Regions from separate parts of the Mus musculus genome. Here region 1 is linked to region 2. The links are chromatin loops, found by intact Hi-C in ENCODE. Cell type or tissue: left cerebral cortex. All regions are shown on one strand. Each heading gives the region's core, and the rest is flanking DNA. Links, peaks and the distances in the headings are about the cores only. Region 1 has its middle 9.5 kb from the start of Gm30791. Region 2 has its middle 56 kb from the start of Spata19.

Region 1 (11,940 bases), core at 1,793-9,792, 57 kb after region 2:
AATGTGAATATCTACAAGATTCTTGCAACAAAATATATCCTATGAGGTCTGCTCTTTGATCATGCTTTATACACTGAAGTTTATCAATAGATCTTCACCCCTCTTCTTTCTGATGAGAACAGCTGTTTTCACAGCTGGCATCTACTACCAACCATTCACTGTTCACTACCTTCACAGTATCATCTGTCAGGGAGGAGAGGTGTACACAGGAGCCCCAAGTTCCAGACTTCCGGCTTTACTTAGAGCTGTGCGGGTCTCTGTGGACCTTACTCCTTGGTTAGAGCACACAGATGGTGAAGTGTTGAAGGAAGCAGGCTCTGCCTTAGTGCCTTGCCCAGTCAGGTTGCAGATGAGCATGCTACTGTGTTCCTGGCCTCCTCAGTACTTTCCTTGCCCACTCCTTCACCCAAAAGTCACCTAGCAAACAGTAGGGTCAACCTGAGCTGTGCCAAGGTGAGGCAATGCAAGCTGGCTGAGGCAAGTTGAAAACACAGAGGAAGAGACTATGAAAGGCTGTGCAGCTCTTACTGGGGAAGAGGTAAGGGCTTTACCCGGGCTCCTGTGCTGTTGAGTCTACATAGCTATCGGTGTCTGCTGTTCCTTCCCTGTTGCTGCTTTCTCCTGCCCTTGTGGACTTCTACCACTGTTCTAGTTCTACTCTTGGTGAGGGGCCCTGTATCCGTGAGCTTTTCCACCCATGCCCCAGTTTCCTAAATCATGAAATTGAGACTTAAATACATATGAACAAATGCCTAAGCCATAAGCTTGGGCTTGTTCCCTGACTAGCTCATAACTTCATTAACCTGTTCCTTCTATTCTATGAGTGCCACATGGCTGGCTACCTTTTCTCAGTTCCATGCATCTATTGAATCTCCTCCCATATTTGACTCTATTCCAGAGTTCTCTCTCACTACTGGAACTCCCACCTCCTATTTCCTGCCTCAGCTCATTGGCCAATCAGCTTTTTATTGACAGGTGATGTTTCCATACAGTATACAAGAGATTCTCTCTACAGGGCTCTGCTGGGTCAAGGACCCCTCTCAGGTCCCTGTGTGATTTTAAGAAAGGAGTTAGCAGGAGTGTATGGAAATATGTGTAGGGAAAGTGACAGGAGTGCTGAAAGCCACAGTAAATAAGGGACAGGAGAAAGAAAAGAGGCAGGAGAGGAGAGACAGGGAGGAGGGCAAAGGAGGACTCTAGGAAAGGAGAGTCAGGAGGAGAAAGGAGGACTCTGGAAGAGAGCTGGAGGAAGGGGGTGGGTGAGTGAGAAGAATATAAGTGTTAGAAAAAAAAATCAGGGGAGATGGAGAGACTTACTGGGTTGTTTTGGTGTGTGTGTGTGTGTGTGTACATACATGTGCCCATGTGTATACATGTTTGTATACATGCATGGGGAGGCCAGAGGGTCACTATTTTTTGAATAATTTAAAGGGTATTAGTTGCAGTTCTCTGAAAGTCTGAAAATCTGGTGTCTGCTGTGAACTCATCTGAGCCAGGATTTTTCTTTTTCTTTTTTTAACATGTTATGTTATCTTTATTTTATGTGTATTGGTGTTTTTACCTGCACGTATGTTTATGAGAAGGTGGTAGGTCCCCTGTAACTGGAGTTTCAGACAGTTGTACACTGCCATGTGGGTGTTGGAAATTGAGCCCAGGTACTCTGCAAGATCTGTCAGTGCTCTTAGTCCCTGAGCCATCTCTCTAGCCCCTGGACATTTTAGGAATTGGAACCTTTTTATAACTGTTTCAATTTTCTTATTTGCGTTGATCTGTTTAAGTTGTTGATTTCTTCTTGGTTTAACTCTGATGGTTTGGATAAATCTGGAAATTCTTCCAATTCTTTTAGATTTTTCTAACTTAGTGGAGCCCAGGTTTTTAAAGTACTCCCTTATAATATTCTGAATGTTTTTCCTGTCTAGAGTTTCCTGATTCATCTCCAATTCTGTTAAATTTGGTTCTCGCCTTCTTTCTTTCGGTTAGTTGGACTAAGGGTCTGTCAATCTTATTTTTCTTCTCTAGCAACAAGCTCCTAGATGTGTTAATTCTTTGCCTTCTTTGCTTTTATCTTATTAATTTCGGCTTCAATTTTTATTATTTCTTGTGATCTACTCAATTTGGACTTGTTTTTCCAAATTCTTGTGTGGCATCATTATTTATTTGTGCTCTTTCTAATGTTTTAAAGCAAGTGCTTAGACCTATCAATTTCCCTTTCTGACTGATTATTTTTTTAAACATGTCCCAGAGGTTTTGTTTTGTTGTGTTTTTATTTTCATTTAATTCTTGATTTTAAAAATACTTGATTTCCTTTTTAGTCCATTCATCATTCAACAAAGTGTTGTTTCATCTCCATAAGTTTGTGAAATTGCTAGACATTCATTTACTGTTGATCTTAAGCTTTATCGAACTGTGCTCAGATAGGATACATGGAGTTATTTCAAGGTTTTTTAATTTGTTAAGGTTTGTCTTGTGTTGCTGGATGTGGTCTGTTTTAGAGAAACATTTTATGACTGTTGAGTATATTGTATATTCTTTGGTCTTTGGGTGAAATATTTTATAGCTACCTGTTAGGTCCATTTGAGGTATGTCACTTTGTTCTGATACTTTTCTGCTTATTTTTGCCAAAATGACAGGTCTATTGGATAAAGTGAAGTATTGAAACCAACTATTATTACTAAATTGGAGTTAGTCCTTGTCTTTAATTCCAGGACTATGCTTTTTATGAAAGTGTGTGTGCCAGAGTTTGGTGCATGTAGATTTAGCATTGTAATACTTTCTTGGGTAATTGTGCCCTTAATTAGAATGAAGCACCCTTTATTATCTCCTCTGATTAACTTTAGTAAGTCTGTTTTGTTGGATATACCTTTCCATTCATTCACTTTTTGAAGGTGAGTTCATTGTAGTCAGTAGGAAGATAGATTTTTGTCTCTCTGACTCTCTAGGGCTAGTGGTCCACCAAGATCTAGGCATCTGCTTTTGTTTTTGTTTTTGTTTTTAATACCTATACAGTCAACCTGGGATTACAGACAAACTACTGTGCCTAGCTTTTCCTTTCCTTTCTTTCTTTTTTTTTTTAACTTCTTTTTTTTTGTTGTTGTTTTTGTTTTTTGTTTTGTTTTTTTTGTTTTTTTTTTTTGTTTTCTTTTTCTTTTTTCTTTTTTTTTTATTACGTATTTTCTTCAATTACATTTCCAATGCTATCCCAAAAGCCTCCTCCCCCCACTCCCCTACCCACCCATTCCCATTTTTTGGCCCTGGCATTCCCCTGTACTGGGGCATATAACTTTTGCCTGACCAATGGGCCTCTCTTTCCAGTGATGGCCGACTAGGTCATCTTTTGATACATATGCAGCTAGAGTCAAGAGCTCTGGGGTTCTGGTTAGTTCATAATGTTGTTTCTCCGATAGGGTTGCAGATCTTTTTAGCTCCTTGGATGCTTTCTCTAGCTCCTCCATTGGGGGACCTGTGATCCATCCAATAGTTGACTGTGATCATCCACTTCTGTGTTTGCTAGGCCCCGGCCTAGTCTCACAAGGGACAGCTATATCACCATCCTTGCAACAAAGGCTTGCTAGTGTATGCAATGGTGTCATCGCTTGGAGGCTAATTATGGGATGGATCCCTGGATATGGCAGTCTCTAGATGGACCATCCTTTTGTCTCAGCTCCAAACTTTGTCTCTGTAACTCCTTCCATGGGTGATTGTTTCCAATTCTAAGAATGAGCAAAGTGTCCACACTTTGGTCTTCATTCTTCTTCAGTTTCATATGTTTTACATATTGTACCTTATATCTCGCTATACTAAGTTTCTGGGTTAATATCCACTTATCAGTGAGTACATTTCATTTGAGTTCTTTTGTGATTGGGTTACCTCACTCAGGATGATGCCCTCCAGGTCCAACCATTTGGCTAGGAATTTCGTGAATTCATTCTTTTTAATAGCTGAGTAGTACTCCATTGTGTAAATGTACCACATTTTTTTGTATCCATTCCTCTGTTGAGGGACATCTGGGTTCTTTCCAGCTTCTGGCTATTATAAATAAGGCTGCTATGAACATAGTGGAGCATGTGTCCTTCTTACCGGTTGGGACATCTTCTGGATATATGCCCAGGAGAGGTATTGCGGGATCCTCCGGTAGTACTATGCCCAATTTTCTGAGGAACCGCCAGACTGATTTCCAGAGTGGTTGTACAAGCTTGCAATCCCACCAACAATGGAGGAGTGTTCCTCTTTCTCCACATCCTCGCCAGCATCTGCTGTCACCTGAATTTTTGATTTTAGCCATTCTGACTGGTGTGAGATGGAATCTCAGGGTTGTTTTGATTTGCATTTCTCTGATGATTAAGGATGTTGAACATTTTTTCAGGTGTTTCTCAGCCTTTCGGTATTCCTCGGGTGAGAATTCTTTGTTCAGCTCTGAGCCCCATCTTTTAAGGGGGCTATTTGATTTTCTGGAGTCCACCCTCTTGAGTTCTTTATATATATTGGATATTAGTCCCCTATCTGATTTAGATAGGTAAAGATCCTTTCCCAATCTGTTGGTGGCCTTTTTGTCTTATTGACGGTGTCTTTTGCCTTGCAGAAGCTTTGCTGTTTCATGAGGCCCCATTTGTCAATCCTCGATCTTAAAGCACAAGCCATTGCTGTTCTATTCAGGAATTTTTTCCCTGTGCCCATATCTTCGAGACTTTTCCCCACTTTCTCCTCTATAAGTTTCAGTGTCTCTGGTTTTATGTGGAGTTCCTTGATCCATTTAGATTTGACCTTAGTACAAGGAGAGAGGAATGGGTCGATTCGCATTCTTCTACATGATAACAACCAGTTGTGCCAGCACCATTTGTTGAAAATGCTGTCTTTTTTCCACTGGATGGTTTTAGCTCCCTTGTCGAAGATCAAGTGACCATAGGTGTGTGGGTTCATTTCTGGGTCTTCAATTCTATTCCTCCTTTCCTTTCTTTTCTTTGTTCTCCTCCTTCTCCTCCTCCCCCCTCCTCCTCCACTCCTCCTCCTTTTCCTCTCCCTCCCCTCCCTCTTCCTCCCCTCCCTCTTCCTCCCCTCCCTCTCTCTCCCTCCCCTTTCCTTCCTCGTCCTCCTTTGTGAACACAGGGGATACAAACTCTGGTCTTCATGTTTGCTCAGCAAACTCTTTAGTGAACAAGCCATCACCCTAGTCTCAGAGAGACACCTTAAACACTTTTCTTTTACATTCCTGGGGGATCGCTGTAGGCCTTATGCATGCTGGGCAAGCACTGTACCACTGAGCTGCATGCCAGCCTAAGAAGAGACCTTTCTGCCCCCCGTTATCCACTCTTAAGGCAGTGTGCCCCCTAAGTCTGTAGAGCTGATTGGGGAGTGAGAGCAATACTTCACACAGCCTGTAGGACACTCCGGAGGAAACAGGTAACCACTCCTACAAGTGTCTCAAGTTGGATTGGAATCTGTTGCTAGGATGCTGATGGTACACAGATTTGCTTTTCTCTCAGAGGTCTCGGGTCATGCAGTTTCTCAACCGAGTTCTGTTTCCAGGAAGCACGTGGCTAAGGTACAAGGGTTCTAATGAAGGAAGTCAGTGTACCTCTTGGAGTTACAAGTACATAAGGTGGTGTGGGTTTGGAGCTGGGAAGGTCAGTGGTGTTTCTGCATCATTCCTGGTGTAGAAACAGCTAACTTAAAAGGAAGGACCTGGAGTCCAAGGCTGAGATGATGACAGGAGCATGTGAGGTTCCATGTAGCCACCAGGATGCCTGACGAAGCAGACAGCCCTTCTCTTCTGGACCTTCTATAGTTCCTAAGTTCACCAAAGCCTTGCCCTGAACCCCTTCCTGTCAATTCTGGAGACATTTGAATAATGAATTCTGTTTAAGACTGAAAACCTCGAAGTTCCATCTGTAACAAGACTCGAAATAATTACAGCTGATGATTGCCTAGTACTCTCAGCCAGAAAAAACAGAACAGCTTTTGGCCGCCAGCAATTACAAGCGGCACCGGCTTTAGCAGAGACAGAACTTTTAAATGAATACATGAATACATTGCTGAAGATCAGAAGGCAAGAGAGTGAAGAGGTGGGGGTGGGGGGGGGAAATGAGTTGGCAAAAATGGAGTGACTTCACTCACTACAGGAGGGAAGAACAGAGGGGGGAGAAAGAGAGAGAGAGAGAGAGACAGAGAGAGAGAGAGAGAGAGAGAGAGAGAGAGAGAGAGAGAGAGAGAGAATGAGAAACCAAACTTTTGCCCATTATATTTTAACTTTCTATAATGGCAGAAAGAGTTGGCTTAATATAATGGCAGAAAGAGTTGGCTTAGAGTGACATCTTAGAGGCTCTGTAATTCTGTATTTTAGGCCATTTTCTAACGGTTAAGTTGTATTCTCACCAAGAGGAAGAGTGAGGCCGTTTGATTGCCATAAATATGGTTTGGGTTTCAGAACTTGGTGTTTCATAGAGACCTGAGCTCAAGTGCAATTCACCGCAATGGCTCTGTTGCTTTGTCAGCCACTCCAGCGCTCTGAGCCCTGTTCAGCATTCTTGTCTGCGAATCCCTTCCCAGCTGTTCTCACGGGAACTAAGTAGGTCAACTTCTATGAAGTGGTTGAACTGCCGCCTGGAATAAAGTCTTCAGCTAGAGAACTCCTGTCTCAGAAGAACCTGCGCTTCTTCCCTGTTGGTCTCCCCGCCTCTACCTTCAGTCCTCTCTCACATTGGTTGAACCTGTCTGACCTTTCCATCGATTGAAGGGAACCAGAGTAGTCATGACTCTTTCAAACGATGACCACCAGTATATCAATCAGGACTCCTCAGAGACAGATGGGTGATATATGTTTATAGATATATGAGAAGCAATTTATTGAGGGATGTGGCTCACATGATTATGATGGCTAAGTCCCATGACAGGGTATCTGTGAGCTAGAGACATGGGGATGCTGGAAGCCTGGCTCAGAAAACCAAAGGCTTAAGAACCTTAGTTACTATGATAATACATGGAGCAAAACCAAATTGGGGGATCAGGGCTTTATTGTCTTACAGGTTACAGTTCATCACCAAAGGAAACCAGGAAACCTGGAGACAGGGGCTGAAGCAGAGACCATGGGGGAAAATTACTTACTGGCTTGTTCTCCATGAGGACAACTCCTTTTCATGCAAAGCCCAGATGAGTCTGCCTAGGAAGATCACTGCCCTCAGTGACCAGGGACCTCCTATGTTAATTAGCAATTAAGACAATGTTTCCCTGCATACGCCATAGGTCAATTGGTCCAGGCAATTATCTGATTTGGTTCCATTTCCCCAAATGACGTTAGTTTGTGTCAAGGTGACAAACACTAGCCAATATAATGCTTATTGTCAAAAAGGAAGAACAAGGGGTTGGGATGGGAAGCCACTGGTAGAGTTGTGAAATCCACACGTGCCTGAAGTTCTGCTGTCCAGGGCGGCAGAGGAAGGTCTACCCAGCTCTTAGAGATCAGTTCACATTCTATATTTGGTTTATTCCTACTGAGTGGATGGTACTCTTCCATACAGAGTCCAAATCTCTCCACTCAGTTCACACATACCTGTCTTCCCTGGTGAGGTACTAAAATAATCTTCATTATTTTCCTAGGTGTTCATCTTACAATCTGACACCTGAAATTTACTATTTTTATAGGTAATCATTGGGTTGGGGACTTTACCAAAAATTCTGAACCTAAGTGGAGAGGCAGAGGCAATGGTATCCCTTCGGCCACTTTAAAATGCACATTTACTGTGATTTCCCTTCCTGGTGGAAGAAAACATCTGCTACTGATGGTTAATTCCAACCAGGATCGGAAGTGGAAGCCTGAAACTCATCAGACATTATAAGTTAGTGGATGAGCCTTCACAGACCTGGTAATCAGACCTCTGGAGTGGAGGTTTTCAATCTGATTTGAAGACTCCATCATTTGCCTGCACTCCAGCTCCTTGCCTGCTTCTGACTCACCCTCCCACTCCCATCTGCGAGTTCAGGCAGGTTGGAAGGCTGCTTCCTGTCCTCTAAGCTGGAACCATATGGGAGGTGGTTCCTTCAGATGCACTGGAGTGAACCATGTGAGCAAACCCAGCATAGCCATGTTCCTCTGCAAAGCATAGGAGTGCCATACAACCCCTTTCTCTCTCCATCACCTCAAGTGCCTCCTACTCTCTCATCTGCCAGCATCTGCATAGGATTCTGTTGTGACCTTCAAGTTCTCTCCTTCATATTCAAGGTTGCCTGGTTACTATACCATCTCTTAGTGTTGCTACAGTCATCTGTTCTGAGGATGGCATATTGGTTGATTTGACTTTTACAGCTCTTTTAAGTTTAGATGTTCAACACATCTTATTAGGTTGGTGACTATACAACTTCTAGTTTCCCGTCTCCTCCCGCTCCCTGACCCCTAGCCTTATTTGGGTTATATCATTGCTTCTAGGGACTTTCAGCTAGTAAGGTGGGCAGGGGACATAGAAGAAACAAACTAGAGGAAGTGTGTAGTACAATTTAAAATGCAGTCTATGGGAACTGTACACATATAGTAAGAAGTGGTGAGTAGGATCCAATCTCAGGACTAGCTTTGTGACACTTGACCCTGAGCTAGTCCCAAGCTGTCATTGGTTGGGAAAGTTCTATCGGTTTGGACAATGTGACTTGGAGTTGTGAGGTGGTAGCATAGAGGGGACACCCAAGTAGATGTCACATGTATCTCAGACTTAATCCTTTGCACTTTCTGTCCCTCACCCTGTGTTTGGGGAATGTAGAAGAAGATATTCAGAAAGACGCTAACTCATCTTGGGCTAGAGTAACATGATACTACAGGCTGGGTGTTTTGTAAAGAACAGAAATGAATTTGGTACATACGCCTGGTGGTTGAGTCTCAGATCAAGGGGTCCTATCTGGTAAGGGCATCTTGGTGTGTTATCATGTTAGAATAGAGTGTGGAAAAGAGGGTGGTGGTGGTTGTATCCTCTCAACAGGTCTATGACGGCATGAGGCCTTCCTTGAGGGCAGAGCTCTCATGACTGATTGTTATGACCAACTCTCATAGCCTACTTTCTCAGTGCTGGGAATCAAACTCACGGCCTTCTGCTCCCTCCTCAGGCTCTCTGCTTCTGAGCCACATCCCCAGTCCCTTAATCATTGTTGCATCGGTGAGCAAGTCTGTGTTTTAATACAGGAGAGGTGCTCAGCCGAAGCCAACACCTTGTGCTTGAATCCTTAGCCTCTAATGTTATGAAGACACCAGTTTCTTTTTATTGTAAATTGCCCAGTCTCCAGTTTTCTATTAGAACTCATACCAGGTAAGTCAGGCTTGGTGGGTTAAATGATTCCTATGGAGCAGCAAGGACTATCCTGGGGTTCCTGAGACTGAAAGCACTGCCTTGTAGATGATGGGGGCAGGCCACCATCCTGACATCCCACCTCTTCCACAGAACTCCATGGTGGAAGCCAATGACAACCTCAAGATTCATGGGCTGTTGTATCTGGATAAAGGGATTGGCATGTATGTCTTATGCCTCATGCCAGTAGCTAACCAGGGGTCTGGACTACTGAAACTCTTCTCAGACCTAGTATGGGTATTACTAAGCAAGGACACAGTAACATCAAGGACCATGTCAATCCATTTTGTGTTGAAGTAATACCACAGGCTTCATCATATTTGACCATTTGTTTAATCTCTCTGAGCCTCGGTGCTTTGTTTCAAAAAACTTCTCCTGTTAAAATGAAATCAGCTTGAGTTCATTACTATATACCCCATGGATATAACCCGTATTGTTTACTTGTCTAAAACATTAGCCATCCTTCACAAGACTCGGGCATGGTTTTTGAGGGCTGGATATGCTATATATTTCAAACATTCCCCGATGATGAGATAATCGTTCCTCAGCTGACTCTGGCCTGCAGAGGTGAATAACAGAGGTTATGACTTCTGGATTGTGGGAACTCGGTGGCTGGAGAGGAGTAAGAGAGAGACAGAGAGAGGTGATTGGCTTCCACTTGTTCTTGTGACACTATCTTCCATATAGCATATGAATTTCACAGTAAATACTTATAAATTGACTGATAAATAAGCTGAGTTCCCTCATGGCAACAAGTAAGGTTGTGAATTTCAAATGGAATTAGTATCTAGTAGAAGAATTTTGATAAAATATGGAGTCACAAACACACATGTTTTTGTTACTGTAATGATGCTATGGGATTTTTTACAAGGAAGGAATATTAGTAATAAACAAATAGTCAAGGAAAGAGAGAATAGCATGTAAGAGGTGAACATCAATATTAATAGCTAGAGAACAAATAGAAGATGAAAGACTGGTAGCACCATACAGTGTGTGTATCTGTGGTGTGTGTGTCTCTGTGTGTATGTGTATATGTATGTGTATGGGGTTATGTGTGTACTGTGTATGGTATCTGTATGTGTGTGTATACACATGTGCCTGTGCATGGTATATGTGTGTGTGTGCATGCATATGTATATGAGTGCATATGTGCATGTGCGTGTGCGTGTGCGTGTGTGTGTGTGTGTGTGTGTGTCTGTGTGTGTGTGTCTGTGTCTGTGTCTGTGTTTGAGGGGACAGTAAACAAATGAAAAACAAACTGAAAAGTGCCAGGCCTTGAATATAGCTACCTTGGCAGCCTTGAGGCTGAAAAGCTTTGCTTGCTCAAAAGCACTGGAGACCCAGCTTCCCCTCCACCCTGTGTGTGAAGCTGTGTGGTTGCTCTGCTCCTCCCTAGCAGAAACTGGGAAGCTTGCAGAGAGGCATGGACTTGATCTGAAAGTAAAGAAGGACCAAGTGAAAGTTTGGGGAACCTCTTATCCCACTCCCTGATCCAGGAAACCCATCCTCCTCCAAAAGCAGCAGATGATTCCTTCCTAAGAAAATTGGCATTCAGAAAAAGAGTTTCAGATCCTGAGCAGAGCCCAGACAAAGTTAAGCCTCTCAAGTTCCCAGTCCGCAGAGAAACTCTCCACTGATTAGCTCAGCCAGCAGCATAGGCTAGGTTTTGCCACCTGAGAACAAACCAGCATTAATCTTGCTGTTTTGCACCAATGAACATTCATTCTCGAAGGATCCACATGCCATCCTTGGTTGGCTGGGGCTTCTGCTCCAGGCTATCCTCATCTGGGCTTATGCTAATTCACCATCCTCGGCTCACCATCACCACGGCAGAGGAAGTGCTGTGAGGTGGGTCTTTTGCTGGAATGTTAAATGCTTTTGTAAATATTTGATAGGGTGGATTATTTAATTATTTAAATCACTGACAAATAATACATGTATGTTTATCAAAACAATATGATGTTTTTGTATGCTTGCTCTCTAGAACGCTGAAACTGAGCTAATTGCTAACTGCTCTCCTTCTCTTGTGAGAGCCATGATCAACTCGCAGCAATTTTCAAGCCCGCCATAGGTCTTCATGAGTTAGTCGCATTTTGAGATAAATCTTTTCAATTTATTATTCTTCCTAATTGGAATTTTGAATCCTCATAGCAACAATTTTCCAATCCTCTCCTTCATGGCCTGGGCTCTGGTGATCATAACTCTTTGCTGTTTTAGATTCATCAATAAGTGGGATTATGTGGTATGTGTCTTCGTGTGTTTGGATTAGTTCCTTGACCATAATTCTGCTCATGCTCATCCATGTTACCCCCTTCTTTTTAAAGGCTAAAAAGTCTTATACCCTATCTATCTATCTGTCTGTCTGTCTATCTATCCATCCATCCATCCATCCATCCATCCATCCATCCACCCATCCATCCATCCATCTATTCATCTATCTATCTATCTATCTATCTATCTATCTATCTATCTATCTATCTATCTATCTATCTATCTATCCATCCATCCATCCATCCATCCATCTATTCATCCATCTATCTATCTATCTATCTATCTATCTATCTATCTATCTATCTATCTATCTATCTATCTATCCATCTATTCATCTATCTATCTATCT
Region 2 (11,940 bases), core at 1,396-9,395:
TCAGTTCCAACCTGCATGTGGAAAGGCACAAAACCTAGAATGGCCAACACAGGACTGAGGGAAAAGAACATTATTAGAGGCTGGTATTTCCCAACCTCAAGACTTGTAAAGGCACAGTGACCAGAACAGTCAGTCACTGGAGAAAGAACACACATTGCTGGAATAGAACAGAGAGCCCAGACACTGTCTCATATAAATACAAGAAATGGTATGGGAACTTTTACCTCTCATGTACAAAAGGAAGCCAAGACACAGACATAACCTATTTGCAAACACTAACTTTAAAGAATCATAGACCTAAATACGGCATGGAAACCAATAAAAGTCCTGGTAGACAACACAGAAAAATTAGATAACCTTAGTCCTGGTAATTTTTTTTGATGCAACATTAAAAAAATAACCCAGAAGAGAAATAATTGATAAAGTGGACTGAATTAAAAACAAAACCAAACAAGCAACTCCCACCTCCAATACCTGCTCCACAATGGCACTCACTGCTCATTAGACTATTAGTGTTAACACAGTCTTGTGGAATCCATGCTCTGAACAATCACACTGGCTCTTGCTCTTTTAATCAGAAGTTTAACATATTCATTGTTTGGTTGGGTTTTAAAAATTTGAAATCAGATAGCTTGGAATTCAAAGCAGTGACATGGAGGAGTATAAGTGTTGTGTAAGGGCAGTTTTGCTGGTGGCTTTATGGCACTAGGCTTTGGAAAGCACCGTGGACTTGGCCTTTCATTTCCTAGAGAAGTGCTCTTTTTCTTGTTTTCTTAAGAGTCTACATTTTAGATTCACTGATTGGGTCATTTTGGCTCTCCATCTGATGCAGACACTTCCATGAATGCCTCATTACATCAAGGATACAACACAATCCAAACTATCTTTAAAGACCTCTAAAGTCCTGTACTACTGGGTGCCAATGGCTTCTCTTTTAATATTCTTCCAAACCCCTTCACTTACACAAGTATACGATGCTGGCTGCTTGCTTTGCTCACATACATTTTCACAATAGCATCATCCCATTCTCTGGCCCAGAGACTCCCCTGGAAGTGTTCCTGCCCGGCTGCCTCCAGGACACAGGTACGCTCATAGCACTTGCTCAGAGAAGCCTCCTCTCACCATCCAACTTAAAATGGCTTTCGCATCTCGATTGTCCTATCTTACTTTATTTTGTCATCTACATCACTTATTACTATCTGAAATTGTCTTACTTAATTCATTTATTTAGTACTCTTCTTGTTTATTGTCTCCTGTCTTAAAATGAAAATACCATGAAGTCAGGGATTTTTAACTTGTATTCTACAAACAGTGCCCGAGTTTACTTACTGGATTTTCAGTAAATATTGAAGGAGTAAATGAATGATGTTATTAAATTGACCTCCTGAGAGTGAACCTTTGGGCATGCCATATCCTGTAAATGCTCTTCAGAGCACTTCCAGATCCTTCAAAATGCGTGCCATCTTTCTTTATATTCTTATCCTGAGCAATGCACTTTCTTATCCCTTGTCACCTCTCAAAGTGAGCTTCTTATTTCTATCCAAATTCTCTGTTTCTTCTCAGCCCTGTGATTCTGTTTGTACCAGTTTCTCTAACCAGCAAGCTATACCTCTTGTATCCCAGTTCTTAATAAGGCCACACTTGAGGGTCTCTTCTGCTGGAAAATGTCTTTGCTCAGTTTTCCTACCTTGGAAAGCTGTCGTTTCCCTCTGAATTCCTATGAGACTCATACCTCTTTTATGTACATGCAGGACTGTATATCACACATGTTAGTCATTAAGACCTTCAGTATTTAGCACCCACTCATTAGAGACCTCCACTAGCTATCTGTTAAATGGATGATGATTGTATGATTGCTCATTTTGAAACTGTAAATGACACTGAAGGATCTGTATTTATTTGTCTATGTAACTTCCAGAGCACCTAATGTGTTTGTTGAATGAGTGAAGACTAGCCATTGTACTCAACTCAGATAATTAATAATATCCCCACTGCTGGAGCAGTCCTGGACATTCTTCATCTCTTTGTGCACATTGATCTGTTTGCATCCCCCTGAATTCTGTGTTCAGAAGAATAATACTGCTGTTTGATGATTGATGGAAGCAGAATTCTAAGATTCCCGGTCTCTGGTATATCCATATTTTTCCAGTTAGTCAAAACATTAATCCAGGTACTGGTATGCGGATGTTTGGCAGTTGTACATTGAACATTGAGTTGACCTTATCTTAAGGTTATAGTTCAGGTGGATCAGAGCTAAACACTTGAGTCCTATGATAGCAGAATTCACACACACCCACACACATACACACACACATACACTCACCCTCACACATGTGTGCATTTGAGAGTTAACAGCATGAAGATATCAGACACACACAGGACTTCTCTCCTGCTGACCTGGAAGGTAGATAAAGGGTGTGTGGGGCCACTAGAACTGTGGATTGCTTCCACATGTCATCTGCCAAGAATCCAGAACCTTGGCCCTACAACTGAGTTCAGCTGCACCCATGGGTGATGGGAGTAGATTCTACTCAGCCTCAGATGAGAACCTCAGGCCTTGACAATGCTTGAGCTCCAGTAGGGTCTTGAACCCAGCCATGCCCAGACTTCTGATGTACAGAGACTTTGTGCTTATGCTGTATGCAGCCAGCCAGTATGGCAATTTATCACATGGCAATAGAAAACAGGCTCAGTGATGAAGAAGGAAGAGAGAAAGAAACCTCTGCTATGGACTGAAGTAAAGAATGAGTCTCAGGAATCCCCATCTTTGTATGGGAGTCGGGTTTCTCTTCATGCTCCAGGTTCAGTAATGACTGCAGGTCTTGATGCTGTCTCCACCTGATTGGGCATAGCTAGAAGAGAGAATCCAGGCATGATTGATGAATAGAGGTCTTCCCCTCCCCCACCTTTAGGCTTTCAGCAGCAGCACACGGTCTTTTCCCACCGATCCCTTTCTAATAAGTGTAGTGACCCGAAACAATTGACCTTAAAAAATAAAAATAAATAACCTGCCCCCAGAACCATGACAGGCAGCTTTAGCATTCTCTGCTCTCCCTAGATCGCGTCTTGTGAGTCTCAAAGAAATGAATCTTATTATTAGCCTGCTGCCAGTGACTGCTCCTGACAGAGCCCCTCCCCACTGCAGCTGCCAGCAGGCACAGGTGTCATGAAGCTGATGGCTCAGTAGGCACTGTGAGCAGTGGGGGAACCACTCTGAGCCTCCAGCCTAGGGTCCCCGCAGCTCAACTGTCATCTGAGGCTCCAGTCTGTGGAGTGACACAGGGGAGCCTCCAGTCTGTGTCACGGGACTTTGTCCGGCAGGTTTCTTAGGTAAACTGAGACTTGCCATTTGGAGGTTTTCCTGTCCTTTCCCATTTATTATAAGATACATTCTTCATTCAGAGTCACGTGCCCATAATGTGACTGGACAATCAGATAAATTATACAGCAAACACCTGTGTGAAAGGTAATTATAAAGCAAACGTTGCCAGACTGACAAGGTCCTGTTTTTCATTCCTGAACACAATCCCTCACCCGAAGAAAGAGATAATCCCTATCTCAGAGTTTATGAAAATTATTGCTTTGCCTTTAGTTCCCCATATTTAATGTTTCTGTGTAGTTTTGCCTGTTTGCTAACAGAGAGCTTGAGCTCTCTCAAATCTTGATTCTTTGCATATATATACACACATATATATGTATATATATATATATATATATATATATATATATGATTCATTCATATTCTTCATACCTGCAGTTTGCTCAATTTCTTTGTTGAATAATTCCCCTATTTATTCTTATGATGGACATGGATTGTGGTTTCCTTTACTGTTGACTTTTGTTGCCAGGAGCATTCTTCTTCAGATCATCCTTGTAATCCATCTAATCCATCTAATACATGGTCATCCTGAACATTAATAGATAATGTCAAACTGCTTTCCAAACTAACCCAAGTACTCTGCCCAGATTAGTGGAAAAATCCTTGTTTTCTGCATTTTTATTAACACTGAGTATTTTCTGTTGCTGATAAGTTACCACCACATTTTGGTGTTTTAATCAAACACCATGTTATTGTTTGTATGGCCAAAGTCTTGGGTAGTTTAAAAGCGTCCTTTGCTCAATGTCATAGGGTGGTGGTTTAGACTATGGTCCCCTCTAAGACTTGAGGCTCTCTTTTGAGCCCTGGGGCTTTGGGCAGAATGCATTTTCTAGCAGCTGTGGGGATTGTGGATTTTCAAGACCACAAAGAAATTGCCTCTCTCACCCTTGGCCTTATTCTAAAGGTACCTTTCATTTGGTCAGGCCTGCCCCATATAGCTTCCTTTTGATTAACTAGGAGCTGAGGGCTTGCTAATCTAATCACAAGACTGAAGTCCTACTCACAGGCTCTGAAGCAAGTGAGGGAGGAGGCTCATTGGAATGTGTTCATCAGTCCTGGGAATCCCAAGATTCCTTGCTTGCTAGAGAGAGGTGATTTGGTTTCTAACTCCTGGATTGCTTAATTGTTGAGTGTCTGAAGGTAAGCAAGTTTTATCCATTCACTGGTGACTTGTGCTTCTCAGGACACATATTTCATTCTCATTGTTTGAAAATGTTCCTCTGACCTGATGCAGCAGTGTGCTTTAATAATATAGCAGTTCCATGGGTAACACTCATTGCGAGTTAATGTCCCACTGGCCACTGGCAAGTGTCAGCTCTTTTAATATACTTGAAACCACTGGGTATGTGCTATCAATTTCTCCATTTCACAGATGAGGAGACTGATGCTGAACAAACTAACAGATTATGAACTGGAGATGTTGTTGGCTTCATCTTTGAACCACTTTCACGTGGCTCAGACCTCATGTTCTCAAAATCCACGAAAGCCAGCAAACTGAATTAAGGGCATAGCCATACTACAGCAGACAGGTGGACAGACAACTCTCCCCCTCTCTCGGTTACAGTGAAAGGATAGTCTTAGTGGATGAGTGATCTTTATGCTTTCCACACTAAGTCCTTCTCTCCATTCCTGCTGTTCCACTGTGCCACCTGTCCAGTGCACTGTTGCCTTGGTTCCTGGGCCATCATGTTAGAGCCTCCTCAGATTTTATGGGATAACCTAGACTCTGACATTGAAGTATATTCCCGGTGTGATCCCCAGCCCTGAGTCCCTCTCACTCTTCTCTGCCTTGGATCGGAAAGAGCAGATATAGCCTAGTGCTATGTTAGCTCCATGCTCCCATCTGTAGACCACACCCCAGTGTCCTCCCATTCCATTTAACCCACCACTAAGTCCTGAACCCATCACTGCTTGGACTCTGTCCCATAGGGCTTTTGTCTTCCATCATCGAGTTTCTGCAGTATATATAAATTTTTTTCAACCATGTGTTACCTGCCTATAGACTTTTCATTATATTGCTCTATAATTTTCTTCACATGTTTCAGTAAAGTTACCCAACCTTTATTAGCTGGCACACATACTGAGTTATTTCTCATTCATATCTTTCTTGAACTTTCCATATCATGAATGCTGGTGAGGTTTTCTTCTCTTATCATCTAGGATCACTTTCCCTCTCACTTTTCTTCTTTCTTTGGGACATCTCTTTATCCAGCCCCGACTGTCTACTCTATGGTCTATTTAGCCCTGTTCTTTACCCTCTCCTTCCATATGTAGCAATTCTTACCTTATTGTTGCTTTCTGGACCTGCTTTACCACTGGACAGGCCACACTCAGTGTCCTGACTTCAGGATAAATATCCTGGGATCAAATCCAAAGAGGTGTAGGCTGCATCCCTAGACAGCAGGCATCTTGCTCCCCGAGGGGCTCTGGATTCACAGAGGTGGAGGCAAGACTGATACTCAGGGGTGGCTCAGCAGGATTTGTAAGCACAGCATAAGAACAGGGGAGCATCTGCAAAGCGTTCATCTGCCTTTCCCTGTTTTGATTTGGCATGTCTGTGTAGAACATGCCATGTGTCTTCAGCTGTCTTAAATGAATATTTAGAAAACGCTCATGTTTTTGGTTCCCATTATGCTTTCAGATTCCCTCAGATTTATTCTGATGTGTTGCCTCCATAGTAGTCAGAGCTCTATTCCTGACTGCCTCCCAAAGCAGACATGAAAAATTAAATCAGATAACCCATATCTGGGCACCGATTTTCTTTCCACTGAATGTATTTGTGTCTTTTCATTTATTCCTCATTAGAACACTCCATACAGGAACTCATGTATTAAAACATTACTTGCTTGGAAAATGGCAGCAAAATGCTGGCTATACAGGCATAAGGACTTGAATTCATATCTTCAGCACCTGTATAAAATGTCAGGAATTGTGGCAGGAGCCTGTGGTCCTAGATCTCAGAGGCAGAGGACATAGGATTCCTGGAGGGTCACCTGGCCATCCAATCTAGCTGAAACAGTGAATACCAGGCTCAGTGAAAGAGCCTATCTCAAAGAATAAGAGAGCATGATGGAGGGATACACCTTTGGCCTCTCCACAAATGGGTGCACATAAGTGCATCTCCTGACATGCACATACAGGTGAACATACATGTGTATATGATTCCCCAAGTATGTAGTGATCTAGACACTGTCCAGGGTGCTGAAGAGGCCATGAAGAACAACACCCGTGTCACTCAACCTTAATGACACAGAACACATTTATGGAAATGGAGGGCCTTTCATGGATACTTAGCAAGTGCACCAGGGATCCAGAACTAGAGTCTAGACTATTGCCCCAAGGTCACCTGCCATATTGTGATGTAGTCACCTGTTGCTGGAGCCTGCCGTGACATGTGCTTTTTATCTCCTCTTTTGCATGTGTAGTTTGCAACTTTCATCTTTATTTTCTAAAAGAAAAACAGTACAACACCAAGAATAATGCTTGAAGTGACACTCAGCTTTCTCCTCGAAGTTCTTTTATGTTGTGTGACCCAGTTCCAGGGAGATGTTTTCCTAATGTGGCTCCAGAGCTCACCCAGATCCGGCCAGCACTCCGGTTCCCGGAGGCTCTGGCTGCTGACTTACTTCTCCTGGACCGGATGGTAGGAAAGTAAAGGAAGTGTGTCTTCTCTTGGCAGCCCCAAACTCTGGCCTCTCCTGAGCCCTGGGCTGCAGCTGCCCTGGCTCTACCCTGACCCTGGTAACGTTCCTCAGAGCACAGCAAAGGTTAACTGAGATCACACAGCCAGGTGGATGCTTGGCTTCGCTTTCCCCGGGGCTAATTATGGAACTACATTAGATAAAAGTCAACATATGTTGTAAAAGGCACTGTGTATCATTGCTTGACAGTTTCTAACAATGTGCTCATGTAACAGCTGTCAAAGGCAGTGCTAGAAAATGAGTAATATGTTGATTTATGTATATCAGATCTGTCCTCATGCTCTGTGGTGGAGCAGACCAGGCAAGCTTGGCTCTGTGGGTGGAGACTCAGGGAGGGGTGGCCCAGGAAGGAAGGAAATTCCCTCATCTTCAGAAGCGTCTGGAAGGGCGGGCAGAGCCTGCAGCAGATGCTGCTTTCTGAGGTCCTTTAGAGAAAAATTGCCTGGAGGACATCTGCTTTCTTTTTACAGAAGAGGAAGGAGCCCATTGAAGAGTAAAATCCAAGTGTCCTGATAATGTGTGTGTGTGATCGGGTGGGGGTAAGGGCTGTGGAGTTCATTAGTTATGCTTTTTCTGTCCTCTGAATAGAGCTAAGGATCACATTAGCAGCTAACTACTTTGTTCTATGAGGGGTTGAGAAAAGGTGGGGTTTTTTGTTTTTGTTTGTTTTTTTTTTTTCTAGAAATCCCATGTTTAGGTTTTCTTTTCTTTCTTCCTCTGTTTTGTTTTGTTTTGTTTTGTTTTGTTTTGTCACGTAGGCTAGCCTTGAACTCGTGGCAATTCTCCTACCTCTGCCTCACCTGTGTTAGGGTTATAGATGTTCACCATCATGCCCTTTAGATTTTATTTTAATTTTGTGTGTTTTCTCTGTGTGGGTCTGCGCTGGTGAGGCCAGAAGAGAACACATGGATCCCCTGGAGAAGGAGTGCCTGGCAGTTGTGTGCCTTCCAACAGGGGTGCTGAGAACAAAATTATGGTTCTCCAGAGCAGCAATATGCCCTGTTGATTACTGTTTCATTTCTCCAGTCTCACAGCTTAGGTATTCTTTATAGTCAATGCACTGAAAATTAATTAAAAATATTCAGCTGATAAATAAAACTGTATGTATTTAAGGTTTTATATGTACACACCATGACAGGGTCACTGCAATCAAATCACTCGCTGTATCCTTTCTCCTTTGTGTTACATCTTAAATTCTCATCTTAGGACAAAGTCTGAACGTTGACCAGTGTCTCCACACTTCTCCTCTGCTCTTGTTTTTGGCAGCTACCATGCCACTCCGGGCTTCTTTGATGTCCACTGCTTTAGATTCCAGACTTCAGCGAGGTCTCACAGTGCTTGTCCTTCTGTGCTTGCTGTGGCTCCTTGAATGTAATGTCTTCTCTGAGCTAGCTTTGGTTGGGACATTTGGAGGAGCTTCTGCTGTAGCAGTAACAGCAATGCCAATGCACATTCCCATCAGCAGCCTGCCAAGCTTGCCCTCCTCAGCACCCCCAGTCCTTTTCTGATAACAGCCCTTCTGACAGGTGGAGGGTCTCACTGTTGTTTCAAATGACCATGACCGGACTCAACTTTCTCATGTTCTAAGCATCATTCTACTCAAAAATTATGTAGAGATGCAGCAAAATGAGACTTAAAGAGATGCTTCCCTTCCCTCTTGAGGTCTTACACCGTGCCCACTGGTGATGGGGGATCAGGGGTCTGGGTTTTACAGAGGCCACTTTGGTGTAGCTTTGGAACCTTCATTGATTCAGGGTCACCGCCAAGCCTCTGTGCTCCTCTCAATATCCACAGTCAGGGTTTTCCCCTCTCCAAGTGTGATTAGGAGCAGCACGAGGTCTTAAAGCACAAAGTAGTCTCAAAACTTGTAGTTTGCTGATGAATAATATAAATGCACAAATGGATAACCTTATTTATTCTTTAGCACTAATTGAGGCAAAAATAGAATTTGGATGCCCTAGGCCCCAGACAGAATCCTTTCAGTGACTGGGAGGCCTTGCCAGTCTCCCCTGCCTTTAGTTTAATGTGTGACATACACTGGAGAGAAGGAGGTGACCCTGAACTCTTTCTTCTCGTGATGTGGTTTGGGGTGTAATTGTTCTAGAGGAAGGGTGTTCTGTTTACACATTTTCTGCTGGCTGGTAGCACTGGCAGATGTCAGATATCCCCTAGCACCCTCCATTCCATACCCAGATGCTACCACCAAGGCCCATGTCTGCTAGTCAAGCATATCCCAGCTCAGCTTTGCTGAGCTTCCCAGAGCCTTCTAAGTCATAACAAGTTTCAGCTAAACTCTGACAACAGATCAATTTTCCCCAGTCTACTTGATGGAGAAAGCATCTTGCAAACCTAAGACAGTGCAGGGATGGGTGACTGCAGTCTAGCGAAGTAAAACTCTAGGGATGTTGCACGTTCATTGTACCAAGGATTTGGAAAGATTCTCAGCAGACCACAGGTAGTTAAGCAGCCAGATCACCACGGTGATCTCTAAAGGAGGTGTTCTGAGATAAGTGACAAGCAAATACCAATGAGCCAGCTACCCAGGATCAAGCCAAACCTTCAAGCTCCACCTTCTCTGTACTGGGAGTCAGCTGCATCTTTATTATCCCACCAGCCCTCTGCAAGAAGAGGGAATGACTTTAGCTTGGGATGAAGATGATCGTCATTAAGAATGAAGAGCTTTTGAAAGCAGCTAAGAAGACTCTACTGTATCAGGATCTGAATATATGTGTCCTTCACTTGTGCTCAGCAACATATTTAAGCCAAAAGCTTCTAGCATTTTATGACAGGAAGACAGCATAGGATGGCAGAAAGACTAGTACACTTACCAGCAAAGAGCTATAAGTATTGCCTTATTTGCTGTGCTCTCTCCAGATAATTATATACCATCTCAGAGGCTTGGTTCTTTTCATCTGCAAAATGGAAATAATAATTAATGCAAACTTATGAAAGCTTGGTGAAAAATTAGAGAATGAATATAAGGATACTCTTCAAACAAAGCATTTATTCTGTAGTAGTTTTCATCTACAAGATATGCTTTCTCACGTTTCAGTGTTTCTAAAATAAATGTGTGTCTTGATATCCATGTCTTTGTTTCATTTCCTGTTGCTAGGATGAAGGGATTCTTTGGCTCACAGTATCAGGTTATAGTCCATCCTTGATGGCAGGAACTTGAGGCAGCTCGCCACATTACGTCTGTAGTCAAGGGCAGGGAGTAATAAATCAATGCCTGCCTGCTGGTGCTCAGGGACCTCTTCTCGTCATTGCAATCCAAAGCCCAAGACCCAAAATGGTGCTACTCACATTCAAGGTGGTCTTCTAGCTTCATTCGACACAGTAAAGAAAATCTATCCAAGGCATGCCCAGGGGCCAAGTTAATCTAGTCAGTCCCTAATTGAGACTCCCTTTCCTTGGTGACTCTAGATTGTGGCTAGCTGACAATTGAAGCAAAAATATTACCATATATAAATTGTATATAATATTCAATATGATCATGTTTTCCTTTTCCCCCAGGAAAGCTATTAGATGAATAATGTGTCTTACAGTCAATAGCTTCTTAGAGACATGAAAATATAATAGTTCAGATAGTCTTATGAGGCTCTGGAGATCAGTTTTACTATTTTTTTCATTTGAATATTTAAAGGCATCTGTTAACCAAGTATAGCTACCATTCATTAAGCGCATTTCATGATTTGCATCACAACAGTGCCTGATATTCATTCTCTTCTATGACACTGGCTCATTCACATTCTGGAGTGGTAAGCAGAGTATGGGGATGCTGGGGTGCGTGCAGCAGAGTGAGGTGCCCTGTGCCTGGGGTCTTCCATCCCCATGGATGGGGCTCAGAGACAAGATGGGCTCTCCCCTCTCCGTCTTTTCTATCTCTGCATGTGGCTGGCAAACTCTTAACAGACACCGAAGGAAGAACCCCAGCAAGTTTTCTCGTTATTAAAAGATAAGATTACTTAGATGCAGGCTTCTTCGAGACTGATTTTTATTAACTCCAATGTGGGCTCTTCTTTATACCTGATTGTGCCATTTTATTTCCAAATACACACACTGTATTGACAATCTTATTCCCTCATTGAATTTTCTGCAGGTTTCTGTTGTCTTTTATGAGCCTATTCCAGTGAGGGGGGAAGAAGTTAAATGGGATTTATAGCAATATATTTACCTGGCTAGGCTGTAACTATTTTTAAAATAAATAAAACTTTAAAATAACAGAAGTGAAGAAGAGCAAATATCCATGAAGGCTTTCACCCTCCCCTAGAGAGAGATAAAAAGGCATCCTACCTACAGCATGTCTCTTTCTAAGACCACATTGGTTTTCCCAAATAGCCATCATATAAATAGAGTGGCTTGTATAAGATTGTGCACTCTGTGGGTGGCCCTATAAATATTCATTAGTAAAATGTACATGCGGCCCTGATCCTTGAGCTTTGTATTCAAAGATGTGGTTTCAGCAATAAGTTCAAATTTGATGTACTTGATAGAGTCAGTGAAGGCTTGAAATCGTTATCCTGCATGCTAGCCCCTCCCAACCTTTGGAACCTGAAAAAAATAATAATAATAACAACCTTGGGCCAGAATGAAGCCAGGAAGACATGAAAATGAAGCAGTAAAGGCTGTTAGTCGCCAAGTTCAGAATTCATCTGCTGCTCTTGTTGTTGAGGGCCTCCTGGTGTTTGCAATGCAAATTTCAGCCATGCCTTAATCATGACCACTGGGAGACAATTAGGGTTAAAATATAGATTTCTAGATAATTAGAGCAAATAATAAAGAAATAAATACTGAAAACAGAGAGTGCTAATGTGGCTCATTTGGAGCAATGCTTTCTTTACAGGGACTGGAAAGGTTTTT

What was found. Peaks named below come from ENCODE experiments on the same cell type or tissue, not always from the same donor. Only the 100,000 strongest peaks of a DNase experiment are listed, where the experiment ranks them.
Region 1: a loop joins it to region 2, with 3.0 times the contacts of the local background. A loop is called at or near these places in 3 of 42 quality-filtered maps.

The regions. Positions count from the first base shown.
Region 1 is chr9:27,503,393-27,515,332 of GRCm38, forward strand. No RefSeq gene overlaps it. Among named protein-coding and RNA genes, the nearest start is that of Gm30791, 9.5 kb to the right of the region's middle. In left cerebral cortex, for the core only: a CTCF peak has its summit at 5,372; DNase peaks (open chromatin) are centred at 5,928, 6,533 and 7,994; H3K27ac peaks cover 1,050 bases.
Region 2 is chr9:27,447,095-27,459,034 of GRCm38, forward strand. No RefSeq gene overlaps it. Among named protein-coding and RNA genes, the nearest start is that of Spata19, 56 kb to the left of the region's middle. In left cerebral cortex, for the core only: no CTCF peak of the experiment used is centred there; DNase peaks (open chromatin) are centred at 6,009 and 7,381; H3K27ac peaks cover 1,772 bases.